Regions from separate parts of the Mus musculus genome. Here region 1 is linked to region 2. The links are chromatin loops, found by intact Hi-C in ENCODE. Cell type or tissue: gastrocnemius. All regions are shown on one strand. Each heading gives the region's core, and the rest is flanking DNA. Links, peaks and the distances in the headings are about the cores only.

Evidence for each region. Peaks named below come from ENCODE experiments on the same cell type or tissue, not always from the same donor. Only the 100,000 strongest peaks of a DNase experiment are listed, where the experiment ranks them.
Region 1: a loop joins it to region 2, with 4 times the contacts of the local background. A loop is called at or near these places in 11 of 42 quality-filtered maps.

Annotation. Positions count from the first base shown.
Region 1 is chr6:31,836,910-31,844,474 of GRCm38, reverse strand. No RefSeq gene overlaps it. Among named protein-coding and RNA genes, the nearest start is that of Gm13847, 170 kb to the right of the region's middle. In gastrocnemius, for the core only: CTCF peaks have their summits at 3,674 (motif pointing right) and 5,704 (motif pointing left); DNase peaks (open chromatin) are centred at 3,659 and 5,692.
Region 2 is chr6:31,661,166-31,668,730 of GRCm38, reverse strand. The region is part of intron 1 of Gm13846 (a long non-coding RNA gene); the gene reads right to left. It overlaps Gm13848 (predicted gene 13848), which reads left to right and starts at 2,600. Exons shown (of 3, transcript NR_152155.1): 1 at 2,600-2,807; 2 at 4,577-4,897; 3 at 4,994-6,511. It overlaps Gm13847 (a long non-coding RNA gene), which reads right to left and starts at 2,571. Exons shown (of 4, transcript XR_868938.3): 1 at 2,242-2,571. In gastrocnemius, for the core only: CTCF peaks have their summits at 2,480 (motif pointing right) and 4,076 (motif pointing left); a DNase peak (open chromatin) is centred at 4,056.

The sequences.
Region 1 (7,565 bases), core at 996-5,995, 180 kb before region 2:
TCATTCTCTTCCTCAATGGAGCAATTCTCTCCTGATCGTTCCTTGTCTGGGATGCTTCTTTGTTATTTATAAAATGGTTGTTTATTCTTCATTTTAAAGTCCCAAGCTGTTCATTTTAGATATTTGCCTTGACGGTACAGCCCACCGAGTCATGTTCTTTTATCTCCGTGTCCTTGGAGGCAGAATCTTCGTTTTTGTTCCCTAGCAACTAGAACAATGTTTCACATGTGAGAGAAGCTTAATGAGTATTTGTTGAATGACTAAATGAGTGATATTATCTGTTTAGTTCTAAGATTCTCTTATCTGTTTGCTTATCACTTATCCCCCACCAGAAGAATGAGAATTCCCTGAGAGCAGAGGCCTCTCTGTTTTGTTCCCACCAGGGCTTCTTCAGTGCCTAGAATGGTATATGACCCATTGTAAGTGTTGAATAAAGAGTTGCTGAAAAACGCCTTCATCTGGGGATGCTAATACTGTTTCAATCAACAAACACTTTTACTTATCTACAAGAAGCATTTTTATGCCCACCCTATTCCTTCACCCCACCCCACCCCACCCCGTCCCCCCTGCCATCCCTGAGACAGGATATCACTCTTTAACTCTAGCTGTCCTGGAACCTACTACAGCATAGACTAGGGTGGCCTAGAATTGGCAGAGCTCCACCTGCCTCTGCCTTATGAGTCCTTGGATTAAAGGTGTGTGCCACTATGTCTGGCTAAGCAACGTTTTTAATAGGCATCGTATCTTAGGGTTTCTATTGTGAAGAGACACCATGATCACAGCAACTAATAACGGAAACATTTAATTGGGCTTTGCTTACAGCTCAGAAATTTATTTAGTCCATTATCATCATCATGGAAAGGAGCATAGCAGGCAGACATGGTGCTGGAGAGGTAGCTGAGAGTTCTGGGTCTGGACCAGCAGGCAGCAAGAAAAGAGAGGGGCACTTGGAGCTGGCTTGAGCATTTGAAAGCCCAAAGCCATATCCCCAGTGACACACTTCCTCTAACAAGGCCTTCTAATCCTTTCAAACAGTGCCCCTGAGGTAAGTCTACGGGGCCACTTTCATTCAAAATACCATACACAGTATATGGACCTTTTCCAAAGCTATCTATCCTTAGATACACTTACAGAGGAGACAGAGGTACGAACGAATTTATTTCAAGTGCATGAAAACCCATGAGCAGGATGTTTGAGAGGCACCGGGAAGAAGCCATTTCTCACCCAAACAGGAAGTCTTTAGAGAACGCATTGCATTTAATCAAATCTTAAAGGATGAGGTGAAGTGGGTGGGGGTCCCGAAGTTAAGGAATGGTTCGAAGGCATCCAGCCTGGGGAGGAAAGTGGTGGATAGGTGCCTGGGTATAGAGGGCACCAGGCCAGAAAAGTGGGGGAACTGCGATTATGGATTCTCAGCTGCAGGCCTTTAAACCGTTCGAGAAGGGACGATCTCTCCATTATTTAAAGGTCCTTTATAATTAAGCTGTATGAACACCAAACATTTATAGAACTTTAAAGTCTACGAAACAGGAAGTCCCTGTTTTTATTGAGACACATGAGACAAGAGTCAGAAATCACACACACACACACACACACACACACACACTATTCTTCAAGGGAGACTCTCACTCTACAGCCCAGGCTAGTCAAGAACTCGCTATGTAGCCCAGGTTTGTACTCAAACCCACAGTAGTGGTCTTCTAACATCAGCTTCTCAAGTGCTGGGATTCTAGGCATAAGCACCACACCAGGTAATGCCCTGATTTTAAAAACAATAATTTGTTCATGTTTCACTGGCCCTTGTTCACTTGCTAAGATGTATACTTTAAAAGCTGACTTGAGATGGCTCAGTAGGTAAAGTCACTTGCAGTCAAGCTTGCTGACTTGAGTTTGCTCCTCAAGACTCACACAGTAGGAGAAGATAGCTGACTCTTGCCAGCTGTCCTCTGATCTCCATGCACATGCAGCAGCCTGTGTGCTCCACCCTCAAGATTAGTAAGTATAAAAGATCGAAAGAGAACCTCTGTTTTGGGACGGGATGGGGATGTCCTAGGGGATTCCTAGGACAGTCGAACTCTTACTCTGCCTAAGTCTGTGATGACCGCAACATTCTTTATACATTTCAAGCATGAGACAAACCACACAGAGTAAATGCTGATGTCAGCTACAGACTTTACTAATAATGTATGGATATTGGATCACCAACTGTGGTCAGTGCCTCACTAACACAAGATGGCAACAAAATAGGACAGCAAGGGGCTGGCTGAGAGAGTGTGTGGGAACTTTAAAAACTGCCTGTCTCAAAGACAAATGCAATTTTTGAAAAATTACATATATAGTTACATTTTTCTTATATGCTTTCTGATCCTCAGGGTCAATCCTCACTACTGTAAGAAAAAGTTTAAATTTTAAGTACACCATTCACTAGAGGTTGTCTCGAAAATCCTTTGGGTTGGGAGATGGCTCAGTGGGTAAAGTACTTGCTATTCAAGCTTAGGGACATTAGTTCAAGTCTTCAGGACCCATGTAAAGCCAGTTACAGCAGTGTGTATCTGTAGTCCCAGCACTCCTATGGCAAGATGGGAAGTAGACACCAGAGAATCCTTGGAAGTTCACAGGCCAGCTAACCTGCCATATAAGGCAGTGAAACACAAGAGACCCAGTATCAAGGTGAAAGGGCTGAACTAACCTCTGCAAGTATTCACACACAGAGAGAGAGAGGGAGAGAGAGAGAGAGAGAGAGAGAGAGAGAGAGAGAGAGAGAGAGAGAGAGAGAGAGATGCATATATACCACACAGAGAGGGAGGGGTTTTCTTTCAGGGAGTAGGCAGCAGAGCAGAATGATAGCCAAGAGCTGACAAGGGTAGAACTTGAGACATGAAAGGCTAACCAGAAGCATGGCAGGCATGGAGAAGACAGGGTTATGGGTACAGGTATCAGTGAGGCGCCCAGGTCATACAGACATACTCACAGACATGTTATCATCTAGACATGTGTGGAAAACACAACTTTATAATGGAAGATGTGGTTTTTGGCCCCTTGTCTCCCCGCCTCCCACCACAGCACTGGAAAGGTTCTAGTGGCTTCAGTTCCACAGGCAGAGCCTGCCAGGTAAGTTGGTTCCTTCTAGACTTGTTAAGATCACATTGCCATGTATCATGCTTTCTTACTCTCTGTATTAGTAACACTGGAATGTCAGAAAAAGATTTTTCTAACACCACCATTTTTAGTTGTCACATAATATTCCACTCTAAGAATGCCCTGTCATTTACCATTCTCCCATTATTGGACCCTTAGAGTCTCCAGTATTTCACTGTTATAAACAGCCCTGGGATGGCTGTCCTGGGCCATAAATCTTGGTACACAGCTTTCATTATTTCCTTGAGGCAGATTCTTAGACGTCTGATTGCTGGGATGTTCCCTATTTTGATGGCTTTCACATCTCACTGTCCCACTTCTCTGGAGTCGTAATGGCAAAAGATAAACACCTGTGACAAGATGCATGTCACAAGATGCACCTGTGACAAGATGCATGTGCCGGGCAGGTGCATGGAGCTCCCGCTGACCAATCACAGAGCAGGCAGCCATATTCCCAAAGGCCAGTCTGGATCTTTATTTATTGTGGCATTCACTTGACTCCTTCTCTACAGAGGGCATTGACAGCCAACAGGGGGAGCTATTACTTTCTTTTGGAAATGTCCAGAGATGGGAAAGAATGGGTCTCACAGATATCCAAGACCCAAGACTCAGGAAACAAAACAAAGCATCTTTTCAGCATCCCCTACTGCCGGGCTCACCAGAAAACACTCAGGATGCCCAGTTCACTTTCACTTTAAAAGAACAATGTGAATACATTACATATGTGTGTGTGTATGTATATACACATATATGTATTTGTGTGTGGATATATATTCCAAGTGAGTCCATGCAATATTTAAGATACACTTATGCTAAAACCTCACTGTTGAGCTAAAAGTACAATGTCATAGGTAGACATCAGGATCTTTCTTTGCTTCTTTTAGCAACCCTACTTACCAGTTGCACATCAGAAGTCATGGAAAAGGCACCAACCACATAGCCCCTGAGGTGGAAGAAGGCACATATGAATTGAGAGGCGACAATGTGGCATCTGGTAATGAATGGAACCAGCACTTCAGCCTCGTGAACTGTGGTGGTTTGATTGAGGAAATCTCAACACAAAGACTCCATCTTAGAGCAAGCCACAGAGAAGTCAAGAGATGCCCTAGTGTCTCAGGCTGTGGACTTCATGGGACACTAGGGTTTAAGTGGGAGCTGCCATCACTGGCCCTGGAAGTACAGAGGGTGCGTGTAACTACATCAAGGCCATGTGTCTTTGCCCAGTGGAGGAGCGTGAAGAGGACAGCTGAGGCTACAGACCCAAAACGTAATTCTACCTGCAGACTGCCCTCTTTAAAGGAGTAAAAGAAAAGGATCTCTCTCTCTCTCTCTCTCTCTCTCTCTCTCTCTCTCTCTCTCTGTGTGTGTGTGTGTGTGTGTGTGTGAAAGAGAGAGAGAGAGAGAGAGAGAGAGAGAGAGAGAGAGCACCTCTGACAGGTCGTGCCTTGGCAGTCCTTTTCACAATAGGCTCTAAATTAATAGCCTCGGGAGATAATGGTTTGTAAAGCAGGAGTTTGTATGCAGCCAGGGGAAACGTTCTGCTGCTTATTAGGAAGCTATATTTATTTGCAGCCAGATTATGAGCAAACAAGGTTAAATACCACAGAGAGACAGGGACAGAGACAGACAGATAGACAGACAGACAGACAGACAGAGACAGGGACAGGGACAGGGACAGAGACAGAGACAGACAGAGAGACAGAGACAGACAGACAGGGACAGACAGAGAGACAGAAACAGAGAGAGACAGGGGCAGACAGAGACAGAAAGAGACAGGGACAGAGAGACAGAAACAGAGAAACAGAGACAGATAAGGACAGACAGAGATAGAGAGACAGAGAATAGAGACAGAGAGACAGGGACAGAGACAGGGACAGACAGAGAGAGACAGAGAGACAGAGACAGACAGAGAGACAGAGAAAGAGGGACAGAGACAGAAAGATAGAGAAGAGAGGCAGAGACAGAGGGACAGAGACAGAGAAACAAAGAGAGACAGGGACAGGGACCCCTTGGTGACACTGCCCCACACACCCTTTGCATGTAGGTGCTTTTCTCCTTGTTCTTTCTCCCTCCTTGTTTCTCCTTTGGTTATTTGTTTCTGCCCAATGCCTTCTTTTGATATATTTTTCTTCTCTCCCCTTGAGGCAGGAGAATGGCTAAATCCAAAATGAATGTAAGCTCAAGGAATGAGAGAAATGGCAGTTACTTCAGCAATGTCAACAGATAATTTTGTTGTGAAGAGAAACTAAGGCACAGGAAGGAGAAGGGACCCAGGATCCACTCTTTAGGATTGGGGGTCTAAGCTCCTTCTTGCGCACACAGTGCCCTCTCTAATGTACCAAACTTCTCATGGGCAGAACAGTGTTTGGTAAGTTCAAGGATTTCTTTTATGGCATGAATTATACAACTTAAGAAGACATATTAAGGGGCTGGAAAGATGGCTCAGCCATTAAGAGCACTGGCTGCTCTTCCAGAGGACTGACTCAATCCCCAGCACCAACAAGCCTACTAACAATTGCCTGTAACTTTAGGCCCAGGGAATCTGGTGCCCTCTTCTGGCCTGTCTGGGTACTACATAGACGTGATGCACATAACAGACTCAGGCAAAACTTTCAAACATACAAAAACAAATTAAATCTTTTTTACATTTTTAAATAAGCAAATAAAAAAGATCTATTAACTTCCTGACCACCCCTATCTCTGTGACCTTGTTTAGAAATAAGGGCTTTGTGGTTATAATCAAGTCAAATCGAAGAATAGACCAATTCACTAAACAGTGCCTTTCTGATCCAAAAAGGCCATATGCAGACTCAGGGTCACAGAAACAAAAGAAAGAATGTCACAGGATGCAGTGACCAAAGGGACGCTATCACCAACCAGCATGGAATGCCAAGGGCAACCAGTAGCCACCAGAAGTAGGAGAAAGGCTATGAACACATTTCCCCCAGAGCCCTTTGTAGGAACCAACCGTGGCGATGCCTTGATGTTGGACATCTGTCCTCTAGCCCTGGGAAAGTGCATTCTTCTTGATTTGCAATCCCTGGGTCTATGGTCTGAGGTGACTGTTCAAAGCCTTGGAAAATGAACAGACCTACAGCTGCTCACATAGCCACTCATACTAGAGGTAAGGTAGCTACTGAGGTCTACAGGAAGCCCTACCCACTCAGCTTACAGGGGCAAGAGGATAGGGCAGCCAGCTATGTTTTAGCTACAAAGTGTTACAAGACACAATCCTCACCATCAAGGTGTTCCTTTAGACTAGTACTTAAAAAAAAAAGCTAGACAAAGAGATGGTGAAGGGAATGTCATGGAAGGGCCTGGCTGACATTACTACAGATCCAATGGCTTATGCAGCTTGCTCTCCAGAGAACAAAAGGGCAGCTGGACTCTTCCAGAGTAGGACTACTCTTCTGATGGAGTTCACGTCCAAGTCTGGCCAGGCCACAGTCCCGAAGCCTATCATTCAGATGTGTCAGTGGGCTGGTAGCCACGGGGATCCTGGAAACTCCCTCCTGAGGCTTGTCTTACTACCCACCCATCCCTGCATCCCAGGAGATCAAAAGCCTGTTCTAGAGCTGGCCTGTGCGCCTTTAAATTCAAGGCCCCAAATGAGTTCAAAGGGGATACGAGACACTTCAGGAGACGATCTTCCCGTGTGTCTCTCAGTGGCCTAATCGTCCCTCTTTGAATACAAATATGTCCCATCCCTTTGGAGGTTAGCATCAGCTGTAACTCAGATTCAGGAGACCAGCCTGGCCTAAGCAGAGCCAGGGCCTCCCTTGCCACATAGGGAGAGTGTTTCTTACAGAGAGGGAATGTTCAGTGGCAGAGGCAGGCCTGAGGCAGTTGGCACTTCAGTTCTTCTCAGAGACTTTTACTCAGGTGAAGCCAGGCTTCTTCGCCACAGAAAAGAGTTTTAGAATGAGCCAGTATGAAACAGAATGACAACTTCTTAAAAAGAAGATTTCAACATAGGTCAAAAGAGAGAAAGATGCTTTAAAATTAAGAGAAACACAGATTACGAGACAGAAAGTGCTCTGGGAAAAAAGATAAGACCCAGCCAAGGTGGTTGTGGGCTTCTCAAAGGGCAGTGCTTTTGTGCCTTTACAACACCCAAAGGTGTGACTCTGTGGGTTCTGAGGTTGTATCTTCAGAGGGTTGCTAAGGGGAGTTACAGTTGTAAAAGCTGACATTGTGACCATTCAATGGTATAGTTAAAGGGGAAGTGTTTATTGTAGGCATGAGAGAGAGAACAGCCAGAGGAAGAGTCCAGAGTCCTGAGCATGGTCGGCAGACTGGATCCAGTTAAGAGAACAGCAGGAGGTGGCACATAGAGGGGGAGGGAGCTAAACAGGGGGGTAGGAAGGAGATAGGAAAAGGAGACAAAAAGAGTGAGCAAAGCTTAAATAGCAGGGTTATAAGGGTGA
Region 2 (7,565 bases), core at 1,773-6,772:
AATTTTAACATTCTCCTGTCTCAGCACCACCCCCATCACTGGGATTACAGACATGTACCACTATGAGTAGCTGAGAATGTGACATTTTAGGACATTGGGCAGTGGTGATGTGTGCACGAGGGTGCTTTGTGGAGCACTCCTGTGAGGAGGCCAGAGAAGAGCTTTTGGGCAGCTTTTCCACCACGGTTCCAGGAATCAGACTCAGATGTTTGGTTATGCAGCAAACATTTTACCTCCTAAGCCATCTCTCCAGCCTATGTGTACGTTTTATACAAAATACAATCCACAGCATTTGTGTGAATTATTAAGATAAAAACATTGTAGGAGCTGGAGAGATGGTTCAACGATTAAGAACACTTGCTGTTCTTGCTGAAGACCCAGGTTCGGTCCCTAGCACCTATATGGTGGATGGCAACCATCGTAACTCCAGTTCCAGGGAATCCAGCGCCCTCTTCTGGCCTCCACTGGCACTACACACACATGGTGCACAGACATTCATTCAGGTGCAACACGTATACACACAAAATAAAAATAAATGAACCTCTTTTTAATAAGATAGAGTTTGCCTGAAGGTTGCTTTCTACACTGGCAGGCGTCCTCTTAGAGACCTGTGGAACACTTCCACCTGCTAACCAGTACATGACTTTTAGCAAAGCCCTTAGCTTCCCCAAGCCTCATTGTTCTTGCCTGTATAACGGGGGACAACACTGCCTTCCTGACAGACGCACCATCATGAAGACTAAATGAAGATACAGGAAAGAAGTCCCAGACAGAGCCTGACATAAGAGGAGAAGAAATCTGAAAACACTCATTTTTTTAAGTCACCAATCTGTTGGAAGATTTTTGAAACATGTGGAACCCAAGTAGCAATCATCTCATTAAAGTCCCCAAACTCTTAATGTGTCCAATTTAAAGTTTCACTTGAGAAGCAAGAGCTGGGAACAATTTATAGGATTGACACTGAGCAAATGATTAGAGATTAAAGAGCCCAAATAATTGAAGAAAGATGTAAGTTTTTTTAAAATGAATTTTCTGTGAACTTGAGGAGGAAAGGGTAGAAAGAGACTTAAAAAGTCTTCGCCCGCTGTGGATATGGCTGAGTGGGTGAAGTGCTTATCGATTAAGCATGAGGACCTGAGTTCAGATCCCAAGCCTCCGCATGAGAACCGGACACAGTGGCACACACCTGTAACCCTACCACTGATGGGACAGAAGCAGGGGGAACCCAGAGCTGGCCAACCTAGCCAATCGGAAAGCTCCAGGAGTCAGCAAGCTAGTCCCAAAAAATGAGATGGAGATACAGAGGAAGATAGCCAAATTTGAGCTCTGGCTTCCATATGTGCATAGGTGAGCTCATATCTCACACACACGCATACACACACACGTGCACACACACACTACATGCACACATACCTTCAAAGGGGTCAGGGAAATAAGTCAGTGGTAGACTACTTGCTTAGCATATGCAGAGCCCTGAGTTCAGTCCCCAGTACTGACAAAAAAGAGAGAAGAGGGAGGGAGGCAAGATGCAGAGGGCTGAGGAAGGAAGGAAAGAAGAGAAGGAACAGGAGGAGAGAAGAAAGGGGAAGATAAGGACGACTCCACTACTGTCTTCCCATCGGGGTGGGAAGGCACACCACACTCAACTGACAGAGCAAAGGAGAATCAGGAGTCCAGAGCCCTGCTTGGCCTCTAGGCTCTCAGCAACACCTATAAAAAGCAGAACCCAGTTCCTTACAGACCTCCTACAATCTTGAATACAGACTTTTGGGTGGGGACAAATCGGCCTCTAAGCAGAAAGCATAAGCATCCACATAGTGAGGGGCATAGAGTCAAAAAAAAAAATCCTACAATGTCCCCTCGTCAACCCTGCCTGCTCAGCTACGGTCTTATGCTAAACTATTCAAGGTTCCCACCTGGAAGATGTATAGCCATTAGCAACTGTCAACATGGCACTCATTCTGCAGATGGCACCCAGCAGAAGGCTCAGGAAAGGGGCACAGAACAAAGCTGTCTTGAACCCCTGGCCAGAGAAAGGCAGAGATGCTGCCTGGGTAAGGTTAGGGTACACAGACACCAGGGCCAGGCTGGCAGCCCTGGAGGAGCTCAGCGTGGTGCATGCAGGAAATGCTCAGGACTGGACATATCTCTCTCTCTCTCTCTCCCCCCTCCTCTCTCTCTCTCTCTCTCTCTCTCTCTCTCACACACACACACACACACACACCAGTGCCGCCGACCCACCTTTGGCTCCCTAAGCAGCAGCTCCTTGAAGGCACGGCTCGGTCTTTTTTTTTCCCAGAGAACACCTGGTCCAGCCTCCAGTCAGTGATGTGCAAAGCACACAAGCTCTCAGACCACATGTAGGGCTGCTCTTACCAACAGCAGAAAACTGGGCTTGTGGCTGAAGCTAAGACCTGAGGCCCCTGGGGAGCTACTTCAAGCCCGCTAGTTCCAAACCTGAACTCTAGGCTCTCTTATGGACTGCCACAAGGTGGTGCTCCCACCAGCTCTCCTCCAGACCAAGTCCCAGTCATAAAGGTTCCCTTTTCCCAGAGTTCCTCATCAAGGAATGAGCCTCCTCCTGTTCCTGCCTCCTCCCTCTCCCTGGTCTGGCCCACCGGTCGCTCTCTCCACTCCCTGCAGTCTGTGCTACCTCCTGCCTTGTTCTGACCCACGCTCATCCCCATATCTGCCTTGCAATACACCCAGCCTGCTCCCGGTGCTGTTCCCCTGTCATCTGCTCCCACCCTCCTCTAACCCTCTGCCTAGCCCCACATCTGGAGCCACATCTGGATCTCATCATAACGGTAAAGCTTGACTATTCGTGGGGCCTAGAATATGACAGCAATCCACGAGAGGAGGAAGGGTGTTAGCACATGGTAAAAACTTTAAAGAGATATGTGCACGCGGGTTCAGCTAAGGACTGCGTGGCCGGATGCTGCTGAGTAAATGCTTTAGCAATTGTGGTGGCACGAGGCAGTAGGAAGATAAGAGTAAAGAGAACAAAACAGCCTGCAGCCTGCAGCCTCAGCCCAGAATATCCCGAGGCCTGGTGCGTGTCTCAGATCTGAGTAAACATTATGTTCAGTCCTTGCCGCTTAGGGAGGGGAATCCTGGGAAGACTGTGCTATCCACCTTTGAGGAGCTGTTGAGACTTGCAAAGCTCAGGACAGGGCTAGCTATAATTTCTGATGGCAAAGAACAATACGATCAAACACACACACACACACACACACACACACACACACACACACACCCTTTAAGGCTCCTTAAAAGCTTCTTTAAGCCAAAGAGGAGAAGCCTAACCTTCATCAGTTGTTAGTCCCCATAACCCTGGACCAAGCCCTCTTGGGTCAGCATACACCCTCCTGGAGCATCATCCTGCACGGGCCCCAGGTGCTAAATTAGAAGAACAGTCACCAGGACCTGATGCTGTAGTAAGTTTAATTCAGTAGCTCCTGTAGTCACACCTTGGGCACAGAGAAGTCCACAGGTGGAGTTTGAGGAGGGCATAAGATAAGGCTTCTAGGATCTGGGGCCAGGGGCTGGAGCTGGAAGCAGACTTTGAGTGGAGTAGGAAGGCCAAGAAGAGACACTGGTAGGGAAGCCGATGGTCCTGCTGGTGTGTCCCGCTTGGGCCTTCCCTCAAGGCCTGCCTCTTGTCACCATCTGCTCTCAGAAGTAAATTGTAGAGGACCCAGGCAGATGGCTCCCTTTGGGCTCAACTGAGCCTCATCTGTGGCCACTGTCTCTAGAGCGGGTCTCAGTGGGACACCAGCTGCCCCATGGGCAGCATTGAGAGCCTCCCCATCACTTAGTGCTCTCCAGAACAGTTTCCCTTCATCCTCTACTCCTGAAGCAAATCGGTGCCTATGCCTAGGCCTGACTGCTGGCATGGTGCTGCCACACCGGGCTCTTGGGCAATCCATTGCAAGGTGCACAGGTCATTAAGACATTCTCGATCTGCCTGGTGAACACCACACACACTGCTCAATGAGGTGGCTTTCCTGCCCCATCCCAGCGCTATGACCTGCAAGCATAGGCAGGAGACTGAGATGTGAGGTGCCACTGCCCCCTGCTGGTACTCTCGAGAATCGTCTAAGCTAGTCCCAAAGAGAAAATGGACCAGGCTAGAAGGGCACTGTCCCCTTCCTCCGTTCACCTTTCAATGGGGAATAGATACACAGGCTTGGTGGCTTCACCTGAAACCATGGGACTGACTGTCCCTAAGAGAGATGACATCTCACAAAAACAAGGAGACAGGCAGCAGAGGAGATTCAAGGGGGAGAAAGAGGGGTCCTACTTTACCAGAAGAAAGAATATGACACTCTCCACGTCTGCACCATGCTACACAGGGCACAGTGTATTCACAGTCACTGGCATCACACCTTGCAAAAAGAGCCCTGAAGGCAGGGCAGGGTGGGGTGGGACAGGGTGGGGCCTTTCCATTGCACAACTGAAAATGGAAGATCAAAGATTGTCCCCTTCACCCACACCTCCCCCCAGAAAACATTACATAGCCAGACTCTGAAGGAGTCCTAGGGCTTTGACACATGTTACTTTGTGTTTCTAACAGGCCCTAGAACACCTACAATACAAGACCTGGTCCTTGTCCGGTCTTCCTGGACCCCACTTGTCACCTGGTGAAGGGATCCTGTGGTCTGAAAGAGGCTATGTTCGATGCTGACCTGTGACTCTGTAGAAGATGGGAAATTGTGTTGCAGAGACCTGAGAAAGCAACAGTCTCTCAGAGAAGGGAGGTCCCTCCCAGCGTAGCTGCAAATCAGGCCCAAGGTTCCTCAGGACAGACCCTGCTGCAAGGCTGGAGCTCCAGTCACTGCTGTGTCACGTGCACTCCTGTGGATTCCCCACATGTGACCAACAGAAGAGGACAGAGGTATTTTGATGAAATGTGGCTGCTGCCCCAAGCCCACCATAACCTAGATCACCTCTTTCACTAAAAAACTCACCCTCTTCCGTTTCTTTCTCTCAGAGGCAGATTCTGTCCTGGACAGCTTCTTCAGCCTTCCATGCCATTTGATGTGGTCTGATTTTCTCCTGCACTGCTTTAGCTACAACGGGTCTTCTTCCTCTAGAGTCCCTCCCTAGACTGTGGCAAGACTAAACCAATCGAACAGACCCATCTCTCCTCCCTGTGTCTGAGTCAGCCACGTGCAATAACAAAATGCATCCTCTTTCCTGGACCATTGTGGGTCCGCATCCCACCCCGTGGCAGGGCACGGCCGCTTGGGAAGAGAAACGCAGGGAGCTTGACTACGCTTATCCCACCCACGCTGCTGCCTGGTAGGTGCTGGGCTTCAGGGAAGCACAGAGACACCGCTCTGGGGGTGGGAAAACAGTCCGAGATGTGAGCAAGCCGAAGCTGGTGTTCCCTAACTTCTGAGCATCTAGTCGCTGCTAGAGAACCACACAGAGGAGTCGGGAACAAGGTGTCAGGGGTCCACGGGCCACAGCAAGGCTAAAACCACTGGGGGCTGACAGGCTGAGAATGGCATGTCGACCAGGCCTGGGGCTGGGCGCTCCAGCTTTGCTCATTGGCGAAGGTAGCAGCAGTTGTCTGAGGGCCCAGAGGGCCCTCCTATGGGAGACTTAGGCTGTGTGGCTCTGTAGGCGAAGACCTGCTCCGTGCTCCCCATGACGGTGGTAGATGAAAGAGACAGTCCTAGGTTCCAAACTATTTATTGATTGTTCATCCTGGAAAATATTCATATCTTCTTCTCAGGGTGGATGAACCCGAGATTAAATACCATTTGCAGGGAGGAATGTCTGGGAAGGGGAGCTTATTGGCTAAACTCTCAGTGCCTCTAGGTACTTCTTTAGCATGGAGAACTCTGTTCTAGGTGAACGTCACCACAGGTCACATTTCCTTATGTGGGAAGTGTGGCAGGTCTTCCAGACCAGGTATCTAGCAGGGAGCAGGGAGGCACCTTCTATCTCAGGTGTGAGTTTCCGGGGTCTCAACCCGCTCTACCCACCAAGCTTCCTGGCATGGTTTACTGTCCCACAGATCATGGAAGAGGAGACAAGTGTCTGACTTGTTCTTCCTCTGGATTGCTTCTTAATGCCCAGAGAGGAAAATATTTATACAGATCTGTATAAATGTGCTGCCACCTGAATCCATGATAGTGTCCGTGGTCCATGCCAAGGGCCATGCTGATGCCCATAGGCTGTGCTACCACTGGAGACCATGTTGGTGTCTATGCCCCATGCTGCCACTAAAGGCCATGTTGATACCTGTGACCTGTGCTGCCGCAGAGGACCACGATGGCGTCTGTAATTTGTGCTACAGCTGAGGTCTGTGCTGATGTCCGTGGGTCTGTGTGTCCCCAGAAAGTATGTGGGGATCCATGACCCATGTCCCGACTGTGAAGGACAAGGAAGCCTCTTCTGCAGTGGGCGTGATGACTGCAGACTCACAGCTGAGACTGAGAGACATAGATGTCCTCTGTGACAACCTCTCCCACCCCAACCCTCACGCCTACCCCCTCCCAAAAAAGAAACACTCTAGACAGGAAGCCATTGAAAAGAACTCTTAGAATTCTGATGGAGATGCTGAAGTATAACTCTTCACAGCTGATGGCTTTTGATGGGGGTGGGGGTGGGGAAACAGTTTTCTTTCAGAGGTTGGCCACTGGGAGTTTGACCATGCTCTAGTGAGTATGTGGGCAATACACAATGTCCTTGGTTTTCCTCTTCCTCCTCTTCCTCTTCCTCTTCCACCTCCTCCTCTTCCTCCTCCTCATCTTCCTCATCATCTTCCTCCTCTTCCTCCTCCTTTTCTTCCTCCTCTTCCTCCTCTTCCTCCCCTTCCTCTTCCTCCTCCTCCTCTTCTTCTTCCTCCTCTTCCTCCTCCTCCTCCTCCTCTTCCTCCTCCTCCTCTTGTTCTCTTCTTTTTTCTGGGATAAGGTCACAAGAGTTGAGGGCTGGATCTGGGAGGCCTAGTGAGATTGGGGTACAGTATATGAAATTCTCAAGTAATCAATAAAAAATGTGATGTTACAAAAAAAAGACTGTGTGATCTCACGGCCTCTCCCATCTCCCTTCATTACTCACAAGGACTCCCTTCCCTCCATGATTCAAACCAGTGCTCAGGCTCAAGGGACAGAGAGAGGGCGAGCCCCCACCACTGCCATTGCTGAACTCTGCTGCCTTCACTCTCAAGAGAATGTTGGTGCGCTGACATCATCCCTGATGATGGACCTTAGTTAAGAGCTGGTCTTTAATATTCATATCAAGGATGATGAACCCTAGGGTCAACGTGTTGTGCAGCTGCCCTGGCTTCAGTCTGATTCTGAGACTGTCCTGCCTACAACTGAACAAAGGCAGGCCCCTCAGCCAGGCCCATGAGCAGTGGTGATCCGTCTCCAGGGTCCTCAGAGCAGAAGGTGTGGCCCTGACACCTCCAGTGATGCTCTCACGGGCCAGTGTCCTCTCAGATAAAATTGGAGTTAACCCCCCATTTTGAACAATGAATCAGAGAAGTGGAGAACTGACATGATCCAAATGAGATCTTTCCTGTGTCAGCCGGGTGGGGTGGAGGGGTG